Regions from separate parts of the Homo sapiens genome. Here region 2 is linked to region 1. The links are chromatin loops, found by intact Hi-C in ENCODE. Cell type or tissue: heart right ventricle. All regions are shown on one strand.

Region 1 (8,000 bases):
GTACAACCGGCAGAACTACGAACCAAATAAACCTTTTCTTTTAACAAACTACCTAGCATAAGTATTCCTTTACAGGAACACGAAAAATGGACAAAGGCACCAGGACTCTCTCGTGTGTACAAGTCCTTGACAAAAGCACTTTTAGACTGTATCCCTGTTTCATACTTTTCCAAAAGCGGGGGGACGGTAGGTATGACTCCAATTTGGGGTAAGGAGATTGAGAGTCACAGTGATTAAGAGACTGCTCAAGCTCTCAGAGTTCAGGGCATTTTGTAAACCAAACAGAAGAAAGGCTCATTTAGGAGAAGGAAGGTAAAGGGTTGGCCTTCGACACTTCTAGTTCTGCTTTCAACATTTAATGATGGGAAAGACAGGAAAATGCATGGAGAAAGGGGAATGAGGAAGTAGGCAAAGAGAAAAGGCTCAGTAGTGCTGAATGCAAGCCATGCCACACCCTCTCTCAGCTTGTTTGCTACATCTGGCATGAGTCCGCTCTGCCAGTGCACCTCCCTTCTCTGTGGCAGGTACTCCCCCATCTCATTCCATCTTTCACAGCCCTCTTTCAGGGGTTCTTTGCCCATTCAGCTTCCTCTTCTCCCTCCTTAACTAAGTACTTTCATCAAGTTTAATATTTGGTCTTCAACTGTTTCTTCTCTTAGGAAATTCATTCAGTGCCATGTTTTTAATTAATGAATCTCCTCTGATGCTGCTCAGTTCTTCCTTGTGTGTGTATGTGTTTTTTTTAAAACTCACCAAAGCTTTGGTTTTTCTCTCTTCCTCTTTCTACTTAAATACCTTAATATTTTATTAGGATTCTTAAATATCCAGTGAAATATTTAAGTAGTGAAATATCAAGCCCACGACTTTCTAAATCTCATCTTCAATATTATCTCAAACATGGCTTTCCCTGTCTCTCTCCATATCTCTTTTCATTCACTAGCACTCACTCTCCCAATCTCCTACCAAGCTCGGGGTCCTCGTGCCACCACTAACTCAGTAATTCCTGAACCCAGGTGATCAATAACTCTTCCAAATTTTGTCTTTGATATGTTTCCAATCTTTACTTTCTCCCTTCACTGTTCCTAGACACATGCAAAAAACACATAATAGTTCTCCCTGCATCCAGCTTTTCAACCCTGTCTGTTGCATTAATTTACCTTAAATACCCCTTTAAACATCTCTCCATTACCTATTCTACCCATGCTTGAACTTGAAGAACTTGTTCAAACATTATCTTTTCCATGAAACTATCACTAATCTCTTCAACTATTTAGTTGGCTATTTTCTAAGAAACTAGAAAGGGCATTACATTTGTTGACTTCCTACTTATGTCCTAGACACTGTGCCAGGTACTTTGCATGTATGCTTTTATTTAATTAACTTCACAACAATCTTATGAGGTAGGTGTTATTATTCCCATTTGTGCATATGAGAAAACAAAAAGCTCATACAAGTTTTGAGCATTACACCTTGCCTGAAATCCCAGAGCTCACAAATGAGTAAATTTTCATGGCAACTTATCAATGAAATGATTTTGAGAAACAATGCCCTCTGAGTATGGAAGAAGAAGGGTAATGGAAGGTCTGTACGGTACTCAAATATTCATTTTCCAAGCACAGGACATTTTTTACTCATTTGTTTTAAACATAAGAAATAAACACGTGGCTTATGGTTGAAAGAGGGATAACAAGACAGAGGATGGTGAGTAGAAAAAGAGTGATTTCTGACATTTATCAGTTTTACTTTCTATTGTGGTTTTCCTTGCAAGTTGTGGAGTAAGACTGAAAGACTGTGATTTCACAGAACATCAGAAACGGATTCCACTCTGTCTGTGGGGCAGCTGCATACTGGCCTTCTGCAAACAAGTGGCACAGGAAGCTGCTTATTTGGATTTACCTAAGGTGCTGAAGGGCTTCCCTTTCCTAAAATATTCTTCTTTTGGGCTGTCCACTCAATTATACCACTTCCAGCACAAGAGGCTCCCATTAAAATACAGACCCCAGAACTAGAAGATGCAACCCTTGAAATCCGTCAGGCCCTAGCTAAGTTAGCTCCTCAGTGGGCAACTTGGATATCTTATTGTGGCAATGCAGTATAGAACCAGTAGTTTTTGATGTCATGACAAAAGAGCCAGGAAAGGTCCAGATCTAGAATATGAGGAGGAGCCATATATCAAATGGCACCTCAGGGACTGGGATAAGGAGTGGGAGGGTTCACAGTAGTCATCATCTCTCTCTACTCATTTTACTTGCAGTAAGATTTAAAGTGAGGGGTGAGGGGGAGCTGTTATAGACAGTTAACATTTAATCTAATTCTGTTGTCAATCACCAATGCCTGTAAGAGTAACAGACATCTGGGTACAAATTCATAAAGCAACCAGATCTTCACCTCCCCTTGCTCCTATCTGTAGCTTAATTTTTTTTTTTTTTTTAAATCATCAGCCAGGCACGGTGGCTCACGCCTGTAATCCCAGCACTTTGGGAGGCTGAGGTGTGCAGACTGCTTGAGCTTAGAAGATCGAGACCAGCCTGGGCAATGTGGCAAAACACCCTCTCGACAAACAATACAAAAATTAGCTGGACGTGGTGGTGCACGCCTGTAGTCCCAGCTACTTAGGAAGCTGAGGTGGGAGGATCACTTGGGCCTGGGAGGCAGAGGTTGCAATGAGCCAGGACTGCGTCACTGCACTCCAGCCTGGGTGACAGAGTGAGACCCCCTGTTTAAAAAAAAAATCACTGTTACGGAATAGGGACATATGATGTACTAGGAGAAACAGGTCTCCTGACTGGCGGAATTCACACTCTAAGGACACTAAGAAAGTGCACGACCAAACAGCATGATGTAGAATTTCATGAAAGAAAAAAAAAAAAAAAAAAACTGTGACTATGAAGATTCTTTGGATTTCATCTGGCTTCAAAGTAACTGGGTTAGACCACAGCCCCAGCTACCCAGATTATAATATTCTTTGCTAGAGTAGATAATCCACTCCAGAGCAAGCTCTGACAGTAAAAAGATGAAGAGTAATTAAGAGACATGACTATATAATAATATGAATTTCAAAGGGAGAGGATAACAGGTAAAAGCTCATGTTCAAACCTCTTGGCCCAAGTGAGCTTGGCTAATAAAACCTTTTACTTAGAATTTACTAAAACTTCTTTAGTTTACACCACAGTTTTACTCATTTCTTTCTTTCCATTTAGATCTCCTCTTTCATCTGCTACAATATAAAATGTAGGTATATCTCAGTTTGCACTTAGTATATAAAGCTTAATTTTCTCCTCTGCCTCTATCACTTAGTTACTCCTAAATTCTACCTTTTTGGTAATTTATATTACAAAAGAAACACAAGCTTATTGTACACTTAGAAGACAAAGAAAAGTAGGTTGAAAAATTAAAATCACCTGAAGTCCTGGATATGATTATTGGTGCATATCATTATAGACTTTATCCACTGGCACGTACAAATGTATAAACGTATGTGTGTGCGTGCAAGCATGCGTGCGCGTGCACACACACACACACACAATTTTCCTGTGTGCTAGGGAACGTGCAGCTTTTGAAGAGTCCAGGTTATAAGCCAAAGCTCTGGAGAGTGGCGTCCACTCCAACCACCACCAACAGATGGCGACAATGGTTGTTAAGTTATTTTAATATTGGTCATTTCAGTTGTAAATTCATTTAAGGCACATGGGGTCATTTGCAGTGCTTGTGCTAGTTTTAGAATATTTTATGAATATTATTAAACCTGAAAACACAATGGGTGTGTTTAAAACAACAGTAAAAAAAAAAGTGATATGTATAAACAAAAAAGATACTTTAACTTTGAGAAAGGGCAGAATGTTGCTCATGCATATAGAATGATAGTTTTCATAATAGCTGCTCCTGAAGGACAAACAGGGATTCACACATCCCGTAAAAGACGCTGTGCCTATGTATATGACCATAATTAGCAAGTAGGAGGGACAGGGGATTGAAATGAGAAAAAGAAGAGAAAAATAAAACATCAACATCAGAAAACTTATGACCTCGTGAGTTAATTCAGGGGAATAATAAAAGTAATTACTTACAGGTATACAGCTCCTACTCTATGCCAGGCACTATTCTAAGCGAGATGTGTGTGTGTGTGTGTATATATATATATATATATATATATACACACACACACACACACACACACACACACATATATATGCGCCAATTATTTTAATCTTCTTAATCTTTTGGGGAGGTGGAGTATTACTCCTACTTTGTAGATGTGAAACTCAGGAGCAGAGTCAGTAAGGGACGTATTCAAGGTTACACAACTAAGTAGCAAAGATGGGAGGTAGAATGTTTGCTTTGGAGTTTAAAGGCCAAGCATGTTGACAGCTATGGAAACTTGGGTCACCAACCACAGACTGTGCCACAGATTGAAAGTAATTCCCAGTTTGACTCTGCACACAGCTCCAAAAGAGTAAGGAGATGAGGGGTGGACTCCGTAATTGCTAAGGTCCTTAAGACAGATGCTGATGACATTCAGGAAGAAGTTACCTGACTAAAGACCTTCTGGATACATGACATTGGTCTATCTTGGAATAACATGCCCAGTAGAGCATATACCTCAGTGAGGGGGTCGGCAGGACTGGCTTTAAAGCTTAAAAGGAATAACTAAGGTATCTATTTGAGGGAAATGAATTTGAGGACTACAAATCTATTTGAGGAAACCCCCTCTTGTTATTTTGGAGTTGCTGGGAAAAAAGAAAAAATACAATACACGTCCTCACACATGTACACACAGATGAATGCAGTTTTCTAACTCACTTTTTTGGCTGCTTTGTTTTTTCAATGGCCTCCCAGACAAAGGGGATTTCCTAAAACTTGCTTTAGCTCTTTCAACAGTGGTTGGATAGGGGAAGGAACACAAAGTATACATTACGTCTGTTTAGCAAATAAAGTTTTTTGGAGAATGAGGCCTAAAAATAGTAGAAAGGGTCATTACCCATGTTATTCTGAATTCTCACTACCTGGAATAATTCAGCTGGTTATATTTCCTTTATTTACTTGGCATGTAAAGTGGTATTTGGAGATGAGATAGAAGATGTAAAAATTTATTAGGCAATCAAAATCAAGTAAATTTTATATGACATTTACCTCTTTTGCCCTGATGATTTTCAATGTTTCTACTTCCAAGACACAAAAATTAAGGGTATAGAAAGATATTCCCCATTTCATTTGGTTGTTCTGGCCTAACTCTTACATTAGATAGCTGCCCCTTCCACTTGTGTTATATGGCTGAGTGTACCTTTATGAATAAAAGATTCCTGGTGTATGTAGCTGGAATTGAAGCCAGGGTTTAAAGGAGAATGCTTGGCAAGAAAAGCTACTGCAGACCTAAAGGTCAGAAACAACTGAAAACCAGGCGCTGAAGGTGAAGGGATTACGGGAAAGATAAGTACAGTCAAGAAAGGAGAGATCAAACCAAGAAATCAACTCAAAAATATTTATAGCATGTTTACAGTATGCCCTTTCAAGGCCTGTGAAAAATACAGCAGATGCCACACCTACCATTAAGGAGGACAGTCCTTTGGGGTATGTAAAAAACTTTTAATACTAAAAAATAACTAAAAATATGAGACCCTGTATGATGTATGCTAAATAAAGGAGGCATAAACATAGAGGGAAGGTCAAGTTGAGTAAGAAAAACTGGAGAAAACAAAAATCTAGGTGGGCTCTGTAGGACAATAAAGAATCTAATGCAAACCTATGTAGTGAGTTATGGAAACTTAAGTCTCCAAAAGTCTTGGAGGACTCTGCATTCTAAGAAAAGGACAGAGAGAACAGAATGAGACTGGAGGATTTGGAACTGTAGAATGAAATCACAAGAGCAATTATTTTAGTAAGATTAACGAAAATTTTTGTCCAGGATTAGCAGAGAGAGATGCCACATTTTATTTATTTTCTTGCTTTTTGTACTTTGGCAATAACACTTAAGTTCAAGAAATTACAATGAGGGATGACGAGACGGAGGGGGTGAATGGAAAGGCTCTACAGGGCAGGAGAGATTAAAGACAAAGGATTTCTTTGAAGAAGTCTTAAATGCTTAACTTGACATCTGAGAAAAATAATCCATGGTATCTGTGCAATGGAAAGCCAGTGGCTTGTCTCTGTGAATTTAGAAGATGGGGAAAAAGAATCACAAAGTTCACTTTTCTGAACTGTCCTGGAAAGGAAAACAATTTCAGCTCCAGCCACAGATGCAAAGCCTGCAGATTTGAGGTGATTTAGCAGAAGTTCAGACAATCCTCATGTGGTCTAACTCTCAGCTAGCCTAGCTGCCTTACAGCATGTGAGCTGATGAAGACTGAATTACAGAAGCATTGGGACAGTTATCACATTTTTTCAAGAGAAGATACAGACATCTACATACCTGATTTTTCATAACTTTGAAATTTTCAGATCAACACATCCTTTGAGAGTACAAATGAAACTGGTCATCTCTACCCAGATTTTGAGACTAATAACCTTTTCTCACTAAATTGAGAATCATTCCTGTTAATGTCTTACCAACATGCCTGGGTGAATCCATTATAAATAGTATATGAAGGTAACAATTGATGCTGTTTACTGTATGTATAACTTGGACTAAAAAATTCATATAAAACACTAAAACTATCTCATTAAAAATCGCTAAGATGCATTTTTTTGCCATAGACTATGAAAAATGTATAACCTCTCTTCTAAATAAAAGAGCATATTATAAAGCATTTGATTTATTACACAGACTTGCTATTATAGTTTAGTATCAAGTCTATTATGATCTGCAATCAAGGTAACGTAGCTTTACATTATTTTATGGTCTTTTAAGAGCACATTGCACACAAAAGGTCATTTACATTATCTTATGACAATATTTTTACCAGAAGTCACTGTACTACAGCACTTAAGGATGTAGTCACAGATGGCCAGACCCAAATTAGTGCTCCCGAGTACTAACATGTCAGAGGAAAATAATATGTGCCGAAAATGAAACCCAGAATTTTGCAAGTAAAATGTATATTATCTATCATAAAAATGAATCCCTAAATGTCTCAAACACTGATGAATGTCCAACTTTTAAAGCAAAGGCAATTTGATCATAGAAAGTGGCCTTCTATTTCTGAATTGAATTTATGAACTGACAATAATTATTTCTTAAATTTTCTTCCTCTCCCACCAAAACCTGTAATGTATTTTCTTTGCTTTGACAGTGTCACCCTTGTGTTTATATACTACTTAACTTTACTGAAACATAAGGAAGACAATGTTATAATGGAAAGAAGAGAGAGTTGCCACCAGAGAGACCATATCAAGTGCTGATATGGCCAATGGGCAGCCCTGTGACTCTGGTGTAGTTAGTTGCCTGGCCTCAGGATCCTCATCTGTAAAGTTGTATGATAATGTCTCCCTCACAGCACTGTTATAAATGACCACTATGGTGCCTGACATATAATGAATATTCAATGACTAATAAGTGTTATTCTTTTCTCCCATACCCTTCAATTAAGGGCACTTCTAATTACTTGAGACTTGAGAGCATTTACCTAGACTACCTTCTTACCCTAATATCAATGTGATCCAATGTGGCAAAATATTGAGAAAAGAGAGACACAACTTTTTTGTAACTTTTCAGCACAGTTTTTTTTTTTTTCATATTGTAACCTCTCAACATACATTGGTTTGAGTGAATAAAATATAAACATGTAATATGATTTTCCCCCAAAAAGTGTTTGGTGTGGGGAATTGGCAGCAGTGAGGAGAAGGGAAATACATTTTGCCTTAGAAAATGAATATGACCTTATAGTTTATGCCAATTTAGCTCAAAAAATCACAGGAGGGAAGCAAGGCAATTTAGGAACTTAAAATGGAATTAAAAATTAGCACCCTCCCCCCGCCCCCAACACCACGGAAACAAAACTATAAGGGGCTGGGGTGGGGCGGAACGTGTGCAAAAAACCCAGAAAAGCTTTCGTTTCTAAACTGTT
Region 2 (8,000 bases), 340 kb after region 1:
TAAGTATGGTCTTGTCAACAAATAGGCATCCATAAGTCCTTACCTCACATCATGCTTAAAAATTAACTCAAAATGGATTATAGAATTATAAAAGTGAAACTATTAAACTTTTAGAAGAAAGTATGTGAAGAAATCTTTGTGACCTTGGTTAGCAAAGATTTGCTAGATAGAAAACCAAAAACACAAACTATAAACTAATAAGTTGTTATGCTAGATTTCATTAAAATACAAAATTAGAATCTTTTGCTTTTCAAAAGACTCTTTTATGAAAATGGAAGGTAAGCCATAGTCTGAAAGAAAATATTTGTAAAATATAGTTCTAAAATAGACCTTAACTGGAAGATATAAGAACACTTAAACTCAATAATTAAAAAAACTAATAAATATTTGAATAGACACTTCACCAAAGAAGATATATAAATGGCAAGTAAGCACATGAAAGGATGCTCAACATCATTAGTCTGAAGAAAAAGCAAATTAAAACCTCAATTACCATTACATACCCACTAAAGTGACTACAGTTGAAAACCGACAATACTTTGTATTGGCAAAGGTATGATGCAAACGCAACTCTCATATATTGCTGATGGAAATAAAAGAAAATGTCACAGCAATTTTGGAAAACAATTTGGAAGTTTCTCATAATGTTAAAAATACACATCATACAACTCAGCAATACCATTTATAGTGATTCATCCAAGAGAAATAAAACGTATTTTCTTTTTTTAATTTTTTTTTTTTTTTGAGACAAGGTCTTGCTCTGTTTCCCAGCCTAGAGTGCAGTGGCACTATCATGGCACATGGCAGCCTTGACCTCCTGGGCTCAAGCGATCCCCCACCTCAGCCTCCCAAGTAGCTGGGATTACAGGTGGGTGCTGTAATGACCAGCTAATTTTTGTATTTTTTGTGGAGACAGGGTTTAGCCATGTTGCCCAGGCTGGTCTTGAACTCTTGGATTTAAACTGTCGGCCCATCTCGGCCTCCCAAAGTGTTAGGATTACAGGTGTAAGCCACTGCACCTGGACTGCTTTTTTCTTTTTTTTTTTTAAATTAAAAAATTTGTTTTTGAAAACATATTTTCACACAAATACTTATTATAGAAAAACAACCTGTCGTATGGCAAGAGTGACACCATCTTGAAGCAATGATGACTTCTGCATACCAAGGTGTTTGGCAGCAAGGTCTTACAACAATACCTGTAGGATAAATAAGCCCTCATAAAGATGCTTAGGCAACCTCTCCAGTAGTCATGAGTTTTGGCAAGAAAATCTGAGATGTGACCAGCTGCACATGTTTTGCCCTAAAAGCTTGCTATAGAAAAGATATTTTCCAAAGGGCAGGTGTGGGTATCCACTGTCTCACAGCCACCTGAGACATCGTTTCTGCTTATAAGTCCCTATTAAATATTTATTTTTAAGAAACTGGATTTGTTAGCCTCTTTATTTGGCCTCTCAGCATCCTTAGGCTTTAGGGGGCAGGTTTGCATAGAACTGTCCATGTGGAATGCTTATACTCAATTATTCATGATGGTTTTATTCATAATAGGCCCAAACTGAAAATAACCAATATGTCTATTAACTGGTAAGTGGATAAACAAATTTTAATTTATCCCTACAATGCAGTACTATGCTACAACAGAGAAGAATGAAAGATTGGTACACACATCAGCACAGATGATGCTCAAAAACATTTTATTAATAGGAGGAGCCATACAGAAAAGAGTGCCTACTGTATAATTCCTCATGAAGTACTATAAAAGGCAAAACCATGGTGGCTAAAAGCAAATTAATGGTTGTCAGAGGCTTGGGATGGGGTTAGGGAATTTGCTGTAAAGGGGCATGAAGGATTTTGGGTGTGATGTTCTATACATGTTCTATATAATGTTTGTGGTTGTGATTACATTAATACCGTCATATATGTTTGTCGAAACTCAAAACATTATATACTTAAAACAAATTTTATTATATAAATTATACTGCAACAAAGGTAATTGTTAAAAACTACCCTTAATCGATTTTTCACCTATTAAACTGACAAAACCCCAAAAGTTTGAATAATGCACTGTGTTAGTCCCACTTTGGAGAAATGGGCACTCTTAGACATCATCTTTGTGGGAGGAAAATAGTTCATTCTATTATAAATAGCTATTTGATAGTATCTGTCAAAATTACAAAATCATATACTCTTAGACCCAGCAATTCTATTATTGGAGACTATCCTAGTCAATTGAAAAATGGGAGACTATATACATTCTACATTATGAGTTAAAATTCTAAAAACTGAATAACAGGTTTTAAAAAATGAGAATTGATAAAGTATATATGATACAAATACAATTGCAGGAAGAAATATCTCTGAGAAGAAGAAAATGTTTCTAAGGAGAAAAGAAAGAACATGGATGCTAAATAAGGATTTGGATAGAAGTTAATTATGATACAAATTGATTAGACATTTAATTAATGTTCTTAAATCTTTCAGACATGCATGAAAGATGAACAAATGTCTGTAAAAAGTTATGAAAATCTTGAAAACACACTCATTAAGATGTATATTCCACTCTGTACAACTTAGTAGCTATAGATGCCAGTATTAAGATAATTACCATCTTTATTCAAGAAATAATTATAGAAAAGCTATTGCAACTATATCATTGTGACTACAGTATACATGAACAAGACTTCTTCTGTTTAGAGGGCTAAGAATTCTTGAAGAGCACAAGACCCAAACTCATGAAGTCTTTGATAAACACAAGCTGAAATATGGCAGAAAGTGCCTATATGATCAGGAAAGGCTTCTGGGAGGAGGTGGTCAGTGAGGTGAGCCACGAAAGTGGGTAGGGGTAAAATGGGAAGGGTCATTTTTTCTAGAAGGGGGGGGCATCATTTGGGTGGTGGGAAGGCTCAAGGACAAGGAGTGAAACAGTGCAGAAAGAGAAGGACTTCAGGTGGGAGATGAGGAAAATAAGAATGTAAGAGGAGGTACCCTCCTGGAGAACCTGAACACTACACTGCCATGTCTGCACTTACAGGCACAGGATGTCACTGGAAGCTTTGAGCAGGGGTCAGCCATGACAGCGGAGTTTAAAATACAGCATATCTGGCTGCAGTGAGCAGGATGGGTTGCAGCACTGAGAGATTGCAGGCAGAGACTGATTAGGGAAGTGTTGGAATACATTAGGCATTAAGTGATAATAACCAAGGTTCTGGTCAAGGGTGTGGCTATGAGATCAGAAAAGAAGGCTTGGATATAGAATAGATTACTTTACAAGAGCCAACAAGCTTGGCGACTAATCCTGTGTGTAGGAGAAAGAAAGGAAAGGGAAGAATCAAAGACAGCTTCTTGGTTTGAGACTGTCTTGTGGAGAGAATGATTGTACCATTGACAGAGATAAAGAAGTCAGGAAGAGATGCTGGTTTAGAGGAGGAAAATGGGGAGTGTGATTTTTAAAATATTATGTTGGAGTGGAATATTGGATATCAGTAAAAATATTCAGAAGGTAATTAGGGAGAGAGGTCAGACTTGGATAATTTAAATATGGAAGTCAACAGAGGACTGAAGGATAAAGAGAATTAACATAGTTTGGTTAAGGGGGAAACTGATGAAGAAGAGTATTACAAACAAGGAGTGTCCCCAGTAAGGACTAACAGAGTTAGGGAGGCCTAAGGGAATCAGGGCTGGAAAGTCCACTAGGGCGGGCGATTAAGAGGTCAACAGTTCCGGTAAAGTGGGCAGTTGAGAATAGGTTTCTGGGGTGTGGGAGAAGAGGCTGTAACCCATTAGAGGTAGATGGTAATGACTATTTGCTTAAAGAGGTATCAAGAAGAACAGGGAGAAAAAATATAGGCAGAGTAGTACCAAATGGCCATATGTTTTGGGACGTAAAAGCAAAGAAACTGGAGGAGAACTACACACACACACACACACACACACACACACACATATACACATATATATGTATGTATGTATATATTAAGTATCAGGATTCTTAATATAGACATCTATATCAATAATAATTTTAAAAGTTTGAATGAATATTGACATTTTTATCAGTGGATATATTTAAAAGAAAGCCAGTCTTCAAATAAAAATGAAGAAGCATGTGTTTCTTGCCACTCAAGAACAGAGGTCCCGATCTAGTACCCTATAGGATGAATCTGGCTCACAGGTAAAATATTAAATACATTATGCAAAGCACAGCATTTTAAACTTTTTGACTGAATGCCATAGTCCCCATCACTCCCTGTTGTCCCATAGTCAGCCTGCATCACTAGTTTGTCACCAGCCAAGCTCAGACGGCTTCTGTGTGTGTAGCCCCTGCTGTAAGTCTTTCTAATGGTAAATCTTAAAAAAAAAAGGAAAACGTGAAAATAACTCAATAATTCCAGGCAAAATATCCTGAGTTTGTCTGAGTATATTATACTTTTTTCTTAGCAAATTGGGTCCAGTGAATGTTATTTGTAGTTGTTGTTGTCTTCTGAATTATCTCAATGGGTATTGCTCCCCCTCCCCAGGCCCTCTTAGAGGACTGATTGTGGTTTGAGTGCTCTCACCCTTGCATTTGCTATGTGCTCCTGTTTGCTTGAGTGTTTCTTTTATCCAGTTCTGTTTAATTACCATGCAAAACCCTCTGTTGAGCTTTTAATTAGCAAGTTATCTCCGTCTGAAGACTGGAAACCCTGGGCTCTTTCAGCATATATTAGACAGCTAAAATATGAAATTAAAGAAAACAGAGTTTTAGCCAACAGAAACAAGTGACTCATTTCCTTGTGAAAACACACAAGGTTTATGTTACTCTGGCAACGATATTCCAGAATAGCATCTCTCCCCTCCCCTGTCAGAGCTTTTATGTGTTTCTGTTACAGTCTGTGTTCCACAGTGACCTAATGTTGAACCAAGTCACTTAGTGATTCATCAGACACAAGAGAACTGTGCTTTCATTTAGATAGCTCGTCCTATGTCCTTTTGACCAAAGGAAGAAAAGTTTACTTTGTATGAAGAGAGGAACTGTAAAAGAGATATAAAGAACTCTTGACTGAGTGCTGTCTTAGGATGTAAGTGTGGTCCTGCTGTTACTTTAAAAACACCACAACTGGTTCCAGTGTGTTAGAATTCTAAGAGCCTATTTTTCTAGACAGCTGATTAAATCATAATGTGCAACCTGTATATGTACCACGTAGGGAAATGAAAATTCAGAGACCCATTGCAGAAGACTCCAGATGTTTCTTGGGACTCACATCGTGGGAGGGAATATCACAGTGCTTAGGGTCAAAATTTTAACCCAAACCACTACAACTCTCCAAAGCAAAAATGTGTAGAGCAAAAACAGTTGAACTAACTCTCTCTTCTAGGTTTTAAATTCTCTGAGGTACTTAAAAGGAAGTGAGGAGAACCTTCAATTTATTAAGCTCTTGCTGCTGATGTTATTTAAAAATTATGGTCTGAATGGAATGATGGTTTCAGGATTTTAAGTTTAGATACTCTCTGTGAACAGCTTTATACTTTCATTGAAAGGGCAGTAAATTTTGTAGCCATTAGAATGCAACGAACTAAAAATTATGGGTGTATGAAGATTTTTAGTTTCTCTCTCATACTTACCACCTGTCTGCAAAAGAGAATTTCAGGTTTGTTCAGTCATTGTTTTTTCTCTTTCAAAAAGTGTCTTTCCATTTCTCCTGACTTTGAAGAGAAAGAATAGAATAACAGGCAGAGAGATTCATTGGAATAGTAGGAGGATGAGGGAGAATGATTTAGTGTCAATATACATTTTATTTCCCATTTATATATAATGTCAATTTGTATAATGAGGGGCTAGAAGAAGAAAAGTAAGTGGAAAAATAATAGAAAAAGTCATGTAGGTTGAAGGTAGAGGAGATTTTTTGGAGATTTGAGAAAGGTCCAGGAACAGACATTATATATGATAGTGTTGGGTGGAGGGGAGAAAAAAGAGGATTTTAAGAATTGCTGAAACTCATGTGTCTTCATCATAGTGTTCAGTACATACAAGAAAAGGGCTTCATTTATTTTGAAATTAAATTTGTTTGCAAGGACTGTATACTTTTAGCCATAATACTGCTCTGAGACTGAACCACGTGGATTATGGTATTATAAACCACAAAAAGTATTATTATTTGAAAATTGCTTGACAAAATTCTGAAATTATTCCTAATAGAAAAATAATCTCAAATTGGGAAATGTTGAGTGGAAATTCCTTTTTTTATTTTTCTTCTTAATTTTTCTGTGTGTGATACCCAAGTATTAAGACAGAAAGCAAAAGTAACTACAAATCACTTACTAAGCACTGTCATCATGAAGGTATCTCTGATATGAGTAGCCTTCCTTTTCAACATAAATAAACAAAAAGCATTAAGGAACAATTTAAATTCTAAAATTAGTTCTCATTATAATTTCTTCTTCTTCTTTTTTTTTTTTTTTTTTTTTTGAGATGGAGTCTCACTCTATTGCCAGGCTGGAGTGCATTGGTGTGATCTTGGCTTACTGCAACCTCCACCTCCCTGGTTTAAATGATTTTCCTGCCTCAGCCTCCTGAGTAACTGGGTCTACAGGCATGCACCACCATGTCTAGCTAATTTTTGTATTTTTAGTAGAGATGGGGTTTCACCATGTTGGCCATGATGGTCTCGATCTATTGACCTCATGATCCGCCTGCCTCCCAAAGTGCTGGGATTACAAGCATGAGCCACCGCGCCTGACCTCGTTATAGTTTCTTACATGATTTTTTTTCATTTTAATAAAAAACTATATACTATTTTTTTAACTATGATTTTTCTCTTTGTTTTCAAACTTCAACCCTGCTTTTGGGTATCTTTAAAAAAAAACAGTCCATCCGTTGGGCGTGTGGCTTCTGAAATTACAATTACAAATCCCTCATAGAAATACTGATAGAATTTTTTTTTGAAATTAATAACCGAAGTAATTGCAAAATATTTTCAACTCGTTCAGCAATGTAAAATGAGAAAGCTGAACTATTTGCCACACAGGGCAAATAAAGCAGGTTTTATAGTTTTGTAAATTGTAATCCTCTACCATAAACATCAATGAAATCACATCTAGAAATATAACTGTATGAGAATCAGATAGTTTGTATGTATTTCAAACTTGAAATATAAAATGTGAATGAATTATAATAGATCACAAGATTTGAACTTTGATAGAAATAAACACTGACCAAGACCTTGATCATCAGCCTTAAAAAAGATGTTACATGCCACCATATATTGGTTATAGAATGCATTATTAACGAACCAATGAGATAAGTGTCTGATTCCCAAACTGTTTATTGGCCTAAACATTGTTAAATTTCATGAGCCATTTTGCTTCTGCAAATCTAGAAGGAAATCTGGTGATTTTATTGGATAATAAATATTAGCTATGCCTATATGATGAGAGAATGACTAAGAGTAGGGTGAACTCTGGAATCATTGAGATCAAAAACATCTTGATTAATTAAAAAAACATTTAGTTGTGGTAAAATATACACAACATGAAATTTACTATTTTAAGCATACAGTTTAGTAGTGTTTGTACACAAAGTGCTGTGCCACCAATCTACAGAAGTCTTTTTATCTCGTAAAACTGTGAAACTCTATATCCATTAAACAACTACTCCTTATTCCCCCTGCCCTCAGCTCCTGGCAACCATTATTCTACTTTCTATCATGATGAGTTGAGTACTCTAGATACTTGATATAAATGAAATCATATAGTATTTGTCTTTTTGTGACCAGTTTATTTCATTTAGCATAATGTCCTCAGGGTTTACCTGTGTTGTAGCATGTGACAGCATTTCCTTCCTTTTTAAGACTGAATAATATTCCATTGTGTGTATGTTCTACATTTTGCTTATCCATTCATCTGTTGATGGACACTTGGGTTGCTTTCAACTTTTGGCTATTGTGAATAATGCTGCTATGAACATGGATATCTGTTAGAGACTCTGCTTTCAATTCTTTTGGGTATATACCCAGAAGTGGGATTGCTAT

The links. A loop is a pair of places that touch in the nucleus more often than their neighbours do. Peaks named below come from ENCODE experiments on the same cell type or tissue, not always from the same donor. Only the 100,000 strongest peaks of a DNase experiment are listed, where the experiment ranks them.
Region 2: it touches region 1 in a loop (2.2-fold over the local background); 3 of 110 quality-filtered maps call a loop at or near these places.

What each region holds. Positions count from the first base shown.
Region 1 is chr2:160,320,755-160,328,754 of GRCh38, forward strand. All of the region lies in intron 2 of RBMS1 (RNA binding motif single stranded interacting protein 1), which reads right to left. Among named protein-coding and RNA genes, the nearest start is that of LINC02478, 53 kb to the left of the region's middle. In heart right ventricle, CTCF peaks have their summits at 3,617 (motif pointing right) and 3,826; a DNase peak (open chromatin) is centred at 3,587; H3K27ac peaks cover 5,894 bases.
Region 2 is chr2:160,661,700-160,669,699 of GRCh38, forward strand. No RefSeq gene overlaps it. Among named protein-coding and RNA genes, the nearest start is that of RBMS1, 170 kb to the left of the region's middle. In heart right ventricle, no CTCF peak of the experiment used is centred here; no DNase peak of the experiment used is centred here; H3K4me3 peaks cover 443 bases; H3K27ac peaks cover 1,889 bases.